2 separate regions of the Homo sapiens genome follow, and region 2 is linked to region 1. A link is a loop called in an ENCODE intact Hi-C map of the cell type or tissue named here. Cell type or tissue: natural killer cell. All regions are shown on one strand. Links, peaks and the distances in the headings refer to the core of each region. The heading gives the core; the rest is flanking DNA.

Evidence for each region. Peaks named below come from ENCODE experiments on the same cell type or tissue, not always from the same donor. Only the 100,000 strongest peaks of a DNase experiment are listed, where the experiment ranks them.
Region 2: it touches region 1 in a loop (8-fold over the local background); 24 of 110 quality-filtered maps call a loop at or near these places.

What each region holds. Positions count from the first base shown.
Region 1 is chr4:69,686,714-69,692,112 of GRCh38, forward strand. No RefSeq gene overlaps it. Among named protein-coding and RNA genes, the nearest start is that of UGT2A1, 36 kb to the left of the region's middle. In natural killer cell, for the core only: CTCF peaks have their summits at 2,953 (motif pointing right) and 3,152; a DNase peak (open chromatin) is centred at 3,008.
Region 2 is chr4:70,556,214-70,561,612 of GRCh38, forward strand. No RefSeq gene overlaps it. Among named protein-coding and RNA genes, the nearest start is that of AMBN, 33 kb to the right of the region's middle. In natural killer cell, for the core only: a CTCF peak has its summit at 3,203 (motif pointing left); a DNase peak (open chromatin) is centred at 3,208.

The sequences.
Region 1 (5,399 bases), core at 245-5,244:
GAGTTTACAGCAATTCTTTTTGCCTAGCCAGCAAATAACCTACACCAAAGCCAAGGCATAGGATTGGGACAGCTGGATTGATATATTTGAGAACGTTGAACCTCCATATTCCCCTGAACCCTACAGGTCAATTGAAGACTCTCTTCTCCTAGCTAGATAATTAAGCATCCTCTTGCATGGAGACAATGCATAGAATTAAAGTTTATAACACACAAAATAATATATGCCCCTCTCACCTTCGAGCTTCTATACCAGGAGTTGTTAACATGATATATAACATATATAATTTTAATATGTAATAAATATTATATTATTTATACATTAATATTATATATTATATAAATACTATATGTCTATTTGACAGATAATATATAATAAAAATTATTTTTTTCTAAAATCTGTTTCTTTAAGAAATTTGTAATTGGTTTTGTTAGGCACAAAAAAATGCAGTTCTCTTTTTGTTTCTATGTGGTTAAACAATTGTTTCAGGTCATTAATTAAGCAATCTATAATTTTTCCCATTTCCCAGTGGTATGAAATGCAGTGACATATTAGCTATACATATATGATTAGGTCTCTACCTTTCTTTATATGCTAGTTTTCCATCCCTGTGTTGTTACCACACTATATTATTACTTAAGTGTTATTATTTATTATTTACCTTATTAGCTGTTCAGGTGAGTATGACTTTGTCCTTAAAATGTATTTTGGCTATTTTGAGCCCTGTATTAGTCCATTATCACGCTACTATGAAAAAATACCCGAGGCTGAGTAATTTATAAAGAAAGGGTATTAACTGACTCAGTTTCCACATGGCTGGGGACGTCTCAAGAAACTTACCATCATGGCGGAAGGCACCTCTTCTCAGGCGGGCAGGAGAGAGAATGAGTGCAAGCAGGGGAAATGCCAGGTGCTTATAAAACCATCAGATCTCGTGAAACTCATTCACTCTCAGGAAAGCAGCATGGCAAAAACCGCCCCCATGATCCGATTACCTCCACCTGGTCCCTCCCATGACGTGGGGATTATGGGAACTACAATTCAAGATGAGGTTTGGGTGGGGACACAGCCAAACCATATCAAGCCGATTATTTATTTCACAGATTTTAGAAATAAAGTTCATACAAACACAGAATTAACCATTGGATAATTTGTTTTAGAATTACTAGAATCTTTTTATGTTACATTTATTAATAGGTATATTGTATTATTTGTAGTGTCTCATTCAGTGATTTTAAAATTTCTGATTGTTATTTGTGTGTAAGATTGCAATTTACTTTTGTATATTAGTTTCATATATAGCAATTCTGATAGACTTTCTGATTTGAATAATTCAGCAATTTGTTTTAGAAAAACATAAATATGTATATTGCATTAATTAAAACATCAAATTCAACGTTAAATTGGAGAGATGTTAAAGAACATCTTTGTCTTGATCCTGATTTTTAAAAATTATTCTAATCATTCATTATTAAGTAGATTATTTCCTCAAGGTAGTTTCCTTGTTTTATTTTTTCTTTTTGTTTAATAGCTGTTGTTTCATATTTTTCATCTGATTAAGAAATTTCACTGCTATTTTTTAATCAATAAGGGTATTGGGCTACATTTAAGACTTTTCTACATTTGTTGCTTAATAGAGTCAATTAAAGTTTGAAGTACCTTTTTAAGAAATTTTATTCAAAGCTCAATCTGAAAAGCATGAAGGTTTTACTACATTAAGGGCTTCAGGAATTAATGGACAATATGTTTTAGTCTTTACATACTTTCCTTTTTGGGGGTGCAAATGGAAACATTTGAAAGTGTTCACTTAACTGTGCTCTATTTTTATATAATCATGCAACTACCGCAGGGCTAAAATAAATTTATTTTTGGCAGCAGGAATAGCAAAAGATCATTTGAATCAATACACTTAGAAATGTATTAGAATTTGCCTAGATATTTTTGTGCTTTTTAAAACTGTTCTCATGTGACAATATTTTTGCCAAACTTTGGTAGAATTTCTCAACTATATTGATGAATTTGAGTTCCTGGAATTTCTAACTCTATTTAATTTGATGTCTCAAAAATATTTTCAAGTGAAATATAATCAGTTCTATCAAATTCAGTACATGCTTCCCCCTTCAACGTACATACACAACACACACACACACATAGGCACACACACACACATTTTCCCACAGGCTTATTTTTCTGTGAAATGATATTTTCTCATAGAATTATGATGATTATACAACATGGATACAAACTATATAAAAATCTGCAATCAAGTTATTCTGTAATTTGAATCTATTTAGACCTTTCATTGAATGACTTTGAACAAATAAATTCTTAAGGCCTGTAAAATTATCTCTCATTTAAAATCAAATGTGAGTGATTTCCAAACGGCTTATTAAAACACAATAACGCTAGGATTACAATGTCTTGTTTATCATTTTGTTGTTGTTGTTATTTTTATTGTGTTACCTTTGTTACTTCCTCAGGAAACTAGGTATTGAACATTTTTAGATCAGACAATAATATTTTCCAGCATTATTTTGAAACCTAGTTATATTTTAATTCAATGATCTTGAAAATTATATCAGATAATCCTGGATATTAATTAGATGTTAGTGGAAATAGTTTTAGAAGTTTTAATATATAGTATTGAATAAAAATTGTGTCATTTTACTGTTTAAAATTATTTTAAACCTATTAATGGAGCCGATATGTTGCTAATGAAATCTGCTTAAACTTTTAATGTATTTATATCTTTGTTTTAATTTATAAATAGCACTAACTCTAACCTGAAAAAGTCTTGATAAATATAAAAAAAAACTAGTGCTTGGAGAATAACCACAGAATTTCCTAATAAATATATTGTGTGTGTTCATCTCTGTTTTGGATATATATATATATATTTAGATGAAACTTTATCATTTTGCCATCAACAAAATTATTAAATTCCTAATAATTTGGACTCATCATACTTATTCAGCACTATCAATCATCATCCACATGAGGGCAGCATATCCTAAAGGATGTAGATTTTAATATTACAGTTTCGAAAGTGCTTTTACACAGTTTCATGTTGAACCCTAGCAAAAGTTGTCTATTCCTAACTTTATGCTATAGATGAAGAAATCAAAATCAGAGAAGTTGAGGAATCCCTGGCAAATGCAAACTGGAATTATGTTCCATTTTCACCAATTACATATTTCTTATTCACTTACATTTTAACTACAAAACAGTAGTAAGAAAAGCATGGGCAAAAACTTATGCATATGTTTCTTTACTCCACTATCTTTAATTAGAGATGCCACATACACAGAAGGTAATTTCAAGTGGGACAATGAAACTTAAAGACGACTATTCCAAAAAAATAAAAATCTTTGGCAAAGAAATTTCAAAGTGTCATTAGTTTTAGATTTGTGTAGTAATGATAAGCTACAATCCTAGCTAAACAGAGAATTTACAGCTTGCACTTTTCCATTTATTATTTCCCTTAATGAACTGTTGCATATTCTAGTTAGAAGATAAAAAGATTAGTTTTAATTATTACGGATACATAATAGTTGCACATATTTATGGGGTACATGTTGTTTTGGATGCAAGTGTAAAGTGTATAATGATCAAATAAGGGTAATTGGGATACCGATCGCCTCAAGCATTTATCTTTTTTTGTGTTGGGAAAATTTCAGTTCAACTCTTTTAGTTCTTTTAAAATATACAATAACTTACTGTTTACTATAGTCACCTTATTATGCTACCAAACACTGGATCTTATTTATTCTAACTTGATTTTTGTAGCCATTAACCACGCCCTCTTTATACCCCCCATTCTCACCACCCTTTCCAGCCTCTGGTGACCATCCTTCTACTCTGTATGTCCATGAGTTAATTTTTGTTTTTAGCTCCAACATAAGAGTGAAAACATGCAATATTTTTCTTTCTGTGCCTGGCTTATTTAATTTAACGTAACTGGAGGACACTCCATGTTATTGCAAATGACAGGATTTCATAATTTTTATGGCTGAATAATAATTCATTGTGTATTATGTACCAGGATTTCCTTATCCGTTTATCCATTGGTGGAAATGGATGTTGATTTCACCTCTTGGCTATTGTAAATAGTCCTGCATTAAACATGCATGTGCACATATTTCTTAAATATATTGATTTCCTTTCTTTGGATATATACCAAACAGTAGAATTGCTGAACCATATGGTAGTCATATTTTTAGTTTTTTGAGGAAACTACACAGTTTTCCATAATGGTTGTAATAATTTACTTTTTCAGCAACAGTGTACAAGGGTTCCCCTTTTTCCACATCCTCATCGCCATTTGTTATTGCCTACTTTTTTGAGTAAAAGACATTTAAACTGGGATAAGATATCTCATTATAGATTTTATTTGCACTCCTCTGATGATTAGTGATGTTGAGCATTTTTTCATATACTTGTTGGCCATTCTTCTTTTGAGAAATATCCATTCAGATCTTTTACCCATTTTTAAAATTGACAATTTTTTTTCCCTACTGAGTTGTTTGAGCTCCTTATAGATTCTGCTTATCAATTCTTTGTCAGATGGGCACTTGGCAAATATTTTCTCAGATTCAGTGGGCTGTCTCTTCACTTTGTTGTTTGTTTACTTCACTGTACAGGAGCTTTTTAGGTTGATGCTATTTCATTGTCCGTTTTTGCTTTGGTTACCTGTATTTTTGAGGTCTTACTCAAGAAATATTTTCCCAGAACACTGTCCTAGAGTGTTTCCTCAACATTTTCTTATTGTATTTTCATGGTTGAGGTATTACATTTAAATATTTAATCCTCCTTTATTTAATTTTTATATATGGCAAGAGATAGGGGTCTAGTTTCATTTTTCTGCATACAGATATACAGTTTTCCAAGCACCATTCATTGAAAAGTCTGTCAATTCAGCAGTGTATATACTTGGCATACATTGTCTGTGTAATCTCTTGATAGTTTCTCTTATGGTGCAGAAGTTCTTTAATTTAATTATGTCCCACATGCCAATTTTTGTTTTTGTTGCAATTGCTTTTGGAGACCTATCCAAAAATATTTTACCTAGGCCCTTGACAAGAAATTATATCCTAGGTTTTCTTCAAATATTTTTATAGTTTGAAGTCTTCCATTTAAATTTTTATTATAGTTTGAAGTCTTCCATTTAAATATTTAATCCATCTTGAGTTAATGTTTGTATAGGGTGAAATATATGGGTCCAATTTCATTCCTCTGCATGTGGCTAATCAGTCATACCAGCACCATTTACAGAATAGGGAGTTCTTACCCTATTTCTTGTTTTTGTCTGCCTTTGTTGAAAATCAGATGCTTGTGGGTGGGTGGCTTTAATAGTGAGTTTCTTTTCTACTCAATTGGTCTATGTGTCTGTTTTTGTAACT
Region 2 (5,399 bases), core at 181-5,180, 870 kb after region 1:
GGGAACATCACACACTGGGGCCTATTGAGGGTGGGGCACTAGGGGAGGGATAGAATTAGGAGAAATACCTAATGTAGATGACGGGTTGATGGGTGCAGCAAGCCACCATGGCACACGAATACCTATGTAACAAACCTGCACGCTCTGCACATGTATCCCAGAACTTAAAGTATAATTTAAAAAAAAAATTTAAAAAGATAGTTGACAAATATTACATGATAGTAATAAACCATAATGTATCTGAAAAAAAAAGAAATTTTGAATCAAAAAAAAATTTGTCTCTGTTGATCCAACTATATAAAAAATTAAGTTGGAATTTCCTATCATTGTGAATTGTTTACTCTTTATCCCTTCCTGAAAACTGGAATCAGTGAGATAATTTTTTTTTTCTGTTTATCCCTCTCTGTTGCTGCAACATGATATTTCCTAAGGATAACAGAGGGGGCATTTGGTAAGAGAACAAAAAGAAGGGAAGGGAGAGTTTTTAGGAATAATATCAAATGGAAGACAAGCTAAGAGGTGGTCTGTCTTAGCAATGTGAAAGATCTTACCACCTCATAGGCACTCCATCCATGGAATGAGACCGCTCCATCAGCCCTATCCAATGAGGAATCAGATAGAAATGACTACTTGCTTTGGAAGCCTGGGACAAATAAAGTGTGGGGCCTAAACTAAAATAATCTAGCAGCCATGGAAAATGCTTAAATCCAAAGGGAAGGTTTTTTTGTTCCCCTCTGCTGTATAGAGTAATATATAAACTTAAACTGTTATTTCTATGAGAGATGGAAGAACTCTTATCTGTGAGTAGCCAGTGAGGATGACTAATTGCACCCATGCCCCTGAGGGATCTATATGAGTTGCAAGATATGACTCTGACCAGGACTGTGTTGTACATTCTTGTGGGCACTATTTGTGTGATTGATCAGCTAATGTAAGATTGCTTAATTATGTCCTATTTCTCCCCAAACTCTAACACTCGGAAGGATGTAGTTGTGGGGTAACAGAAAAGGAAAATTCCTGTACAATAAGCACCAACATGCATATATAACACTGCTAAAAATCAGACGTTGTGTCAGCAAGTTTCTTCTAGTTAATTACCAATCATTCACCCACCTCCACGTTCTGTCTGCCCTACACACTGTAATCGTAATCTGGTTTGCTTTTCAAAGAAATGTCTCACCAGACTAATTGAAGCTAGTTACACCAATGCAATCTTAAGAAACATGCTTAGGGAAGCTTTTACACCATGCCAAACAAGTGACTACTACATGACTGCCGAAAGTCATAAGCTTACATTCTCAGATCTGATCAAATCTGTCTTTAAACCATTACAATCGTAAGCACATTAAAATTTTGACAAATTATTCTAGATGCTTTAAAGAAGTCAAATAGTGGGCATACTGCAGAGTTGACATTACACACATGACATATTTGAAAATGCAGGCTGGGCACGGTATCTCACGCCTGTAATCCCAGCACTTCGGGAGGCCGAGGCGGGTGGATCATGAGGTCAGGAGATGGAGACCATCCTGTCTAACACGGTGAAACCCCATCTCTACTAAAAATATAAAAAAATTAGCCAGGCGTGGTGGTGGGCGCCTGTAGTCCCAGCTACTCGGGAAGCTGAGGCAGGAGAATGCTGTGAACCCAGGAGGCGGAGCTTGCAGTGAGCGGAGAGCACGCCACTGCACTCCAGCCTGGGCGACAGAGCCAGACTCCGTCTCAAAAAAATAAAAAGGAAAAAAAAAAAGAAAATGCAATTCTCTTCCCCTTCCCCCAAGTTTCTCTTTCTTCATCCTTATTTTTGTTAATGGTTCTACCACATTCCACATTACCAAAGCTCATAACCATCGTGACCCTTTATGCTTCCCTCTTCTCCTGCCCATCATATTCAATCAGGTGCCAATCCTCTCCTTGTCTGCTTCAACACCCTGGTGACATTGCAAAGAACATTAAGTAAGAGCATTTACTTGGAAAACAAACTTGACAAACTCTCTAGCATGTCATAAAAATTAAATAAAGATTGACTATAATTATTATTTATTGCACTGTAAGTTTTCTGGCCTGTAAGAAGAGCAAGAGAATTTTACATTCCACTTTCACTTTCAGAAAGTGTTGGAAAGTTTCAGGGAGGAAGGAAAGAGTACTGGTCAATAACCTGCTCTGTGTCCTTAGACAACTTAACATCTCAAAGCCTACATTTTGAAATCTGTAAAACAGTGATGCTAACTAATAATAATCACCCTATCTCAGTGCTGTGGAGGATAAAATGAGAAATGAATTCAAAGCTGTTCTGCAAAATTTGAGCAATATATACTTATAATTTCAATTCTCTTTTTAAAATACAAAGTGAAAATAAACAGGTTGGACTACGTGATAGGTTTAAGATAAAATTCTAGCCGGGCGCAGTATCGTGCCATTGCACTCCAGACTGGGTGACAGAGCAAGACTCCGTCTCAAAAAAAAAAAAAGATTCTGCAGAAAATATAATCTTCACCTCACAGGAACAATGCTTTATGGACCTTGTGACAGTTAAGGTGTCACAGCAGATAGCCAAGGCTGCTTCTGCTTTCTGTAATGAAATTATCATTCTTTACAAAAGAAAATCTGAATTACATTTATATTTTTTATTTCTTCTTTTTCATGAAGATGGTTAGGGTTGCAGTCATATGCTATGAACTGAATCAGGATGAAAAGGCATAGTTAAACTTTTCATTTTGTAGCATAAACAGTTTTTTATGTTTTAACCTTTTATGTGGGAATAATTTTAAACTTACAAAAGCATTAGAAAGATAGCACAGTGAGTTTCCATACACTTCAAACAGCACTTGGAATAATGCAGTAAATACAAAAATCCCATTCCTTGAGGAGCTTACATTCTGTATATGATGTATCTAAAAATAAAAATAGATATACAGCCAAATGTGAGCAAAAGTTAGTTCTGGGCAATTTTTATTTTCTCCTTTAAACTTTCTGGTATTTCCACATTTCAAAATCAAATAAAAATAGACACTTTCCTCTAATGTATTATTCACATGGTGTCAAGATTAGTTAGCACTATAAAATTAACCTTATACTGGAAGACTTAAATTAAGCCGTCTTGACAATTTCAAATTCATCTGTTTCCTTTTCTGACAGTTGAATTTCTGTAGCTAGAAACTGTCTCCTTTCCCTAAGGTCCCTAATTGTAAGGTGGACCTTGAATGCCCTCTGCTGGCCAGACAACATCAGCAGAAAAAGACAGTGAAAAGAAACCAAGAAAAATCACAGCGCAGTCACCATTCTCTTTACACATGTATTTGTCCCTCATTCTTTCATTCAAAAGACACTCACTGTGTGCCTATTATGTGCTAGACACTATAGCTGGAAATACAAAAGATATAAGATGTAATCTCTGTCCTTGAAATCACCCTATACTTTTTTCCAGGAAATTACCAAGTCTCAGAAAATTTCTTGGGCCTGGGACTCAAGAAAAAGCACCAACTCTTGCAAGAAAGGATGATTGGTATGTATTTATGCTGGGCTATGAAAATAACTTCTTTCTCCATGAAAATCAGGAAAATAACATCTATCTATGAAAGGATACAATATCCTTTGGAAGATACTGAACATTTAAACTTCAAATTTCCATAATACACTACAGTCAGTATACAGTAAGAGACCTGACATTAAAGGAGAAAAAAGACCCAAGAACTTGAGTACAAATGTGGTCAGTTGTCCTCAGAAAAGTTAGGTACATTCTTGGTTCTTTCCTAACTTAGACATGATTTAAATATTCACATCATTGCAAACTACAAAATTTCAGAAAACAAAATTCTAGCAGACATTTCATTTCTACCCCCATTATTACACAACTAGTAGTTATCTGCTTGATGTGGTGAGCAAACATGATATTCCAGGAATGACATCCCTAAAATAAACATTGTCTACAATTGATACTTTAACCAGAAATGTATGGCAGACAGCTGGGATTTGAGAGCCGCTTAAACATCTACTAGTGGGTCAGTACAACTTGCAAGCTCATTGTTTTTTGTTTTGTAAGTTTTTTTCTTTTGCTTTGCAGTGAATGCAGCAGGACTCACTGTTTTTGTATCCAAGGAGTTTGATCCTTTTGAGCTGTGGTAGTATAAAAATTGCAGAAACATGAGAAACTACAAAGGTGTGAATTTTACAATAAGACATTAGAACTTTCCAACCAAAGATTGAAAGAACTTTCAAATCTTTCCAACGTAGATTTGAACAAAATCTACGTTGTCATTTGTCTCCACCAGTTGGCTCCACCCAAAAAAAGACCACATCACTCTTTGCAAATCCACTATAATGAATTAGTTTAACAGTGTATCTTCACTTAGCCCAAGCTTTTTTCATTGTTGCATAGTAATAGGACTTCATAATAAAGATCGGACACCCCTGGGAGGAATTTTGGCAACTTTTATGAGCATGTTTGTCAGTGCCAATGATTTGAGGTGCTATTCATGTGTGCTACTAGATGTCTCATAACGCATAGGGAAGAGCCAGACTAGGAATATTTGGTTCATACTCGGCATGACTTTCAAATGCCCCAACAGATTTTCATGCAGGTAAATAAAACAATTTGTTTATCTGAGCCTATAACTAATTCTTATTTATCTATAACACAATATATTTTTTGCCCAATGTTAACACAAGCAAAATATTTTAAGCTCATCTCCTCATCTTAATCATGGGAAGATTGTACTTTGTTTTTGTTCAAACTTTTCCAAGAGTTCTCTACATTGTGGAAATGTCCCTACAGGCAGCACCACTCATGGCATTTGAGCCAATAGCATATACTTATATCACTGGCATTTGTAGCTGATGCAAATACTTCTCAGTAAAAAATTGAGACACCATTAATAGTAATTGATAGGAGGTCAGCAGTTCGAGAACAGCCTGGCCAACATGGTGAAACCCTGCCTCTACTAAAAATACAAAATTAGCTGGGCATGGTGACACATGCCCATAATCCTAGCTACTCTGGAGGCTGAAGTAGGAGGCCTGCTTGAACCTGGGAAGTGGAGGTTGCAGTGAGCCAAGATCGCACCATTGCACTCTAGCCTGGGTGACAAGAGTGAAACTCCAGCTCAAAAAAAAAAAATTGTAATTGATAGACGTGAAATGTAATGATCTCATCGCATTTTATTAATGTCTATTATTTTAATTTTGTGGCATAATGATAAGAAATCTTGAAATTGCCTCTTGTTCTTCAGTCTTTTCCTATCTTTTCAATCTTCCACTCCCAGAGATCTGCCACGAAACTTCTCTGTTGTCCCCTGTACTGCTATTTCTTTTTTCTTTCTTTCTTTTTTTTTTTTTTTTTTGAGAGGGAGTCTTGCTCTGTCGCCCAGGCTGGAGTGCAGTGGCATGATCTCGGCTCACTG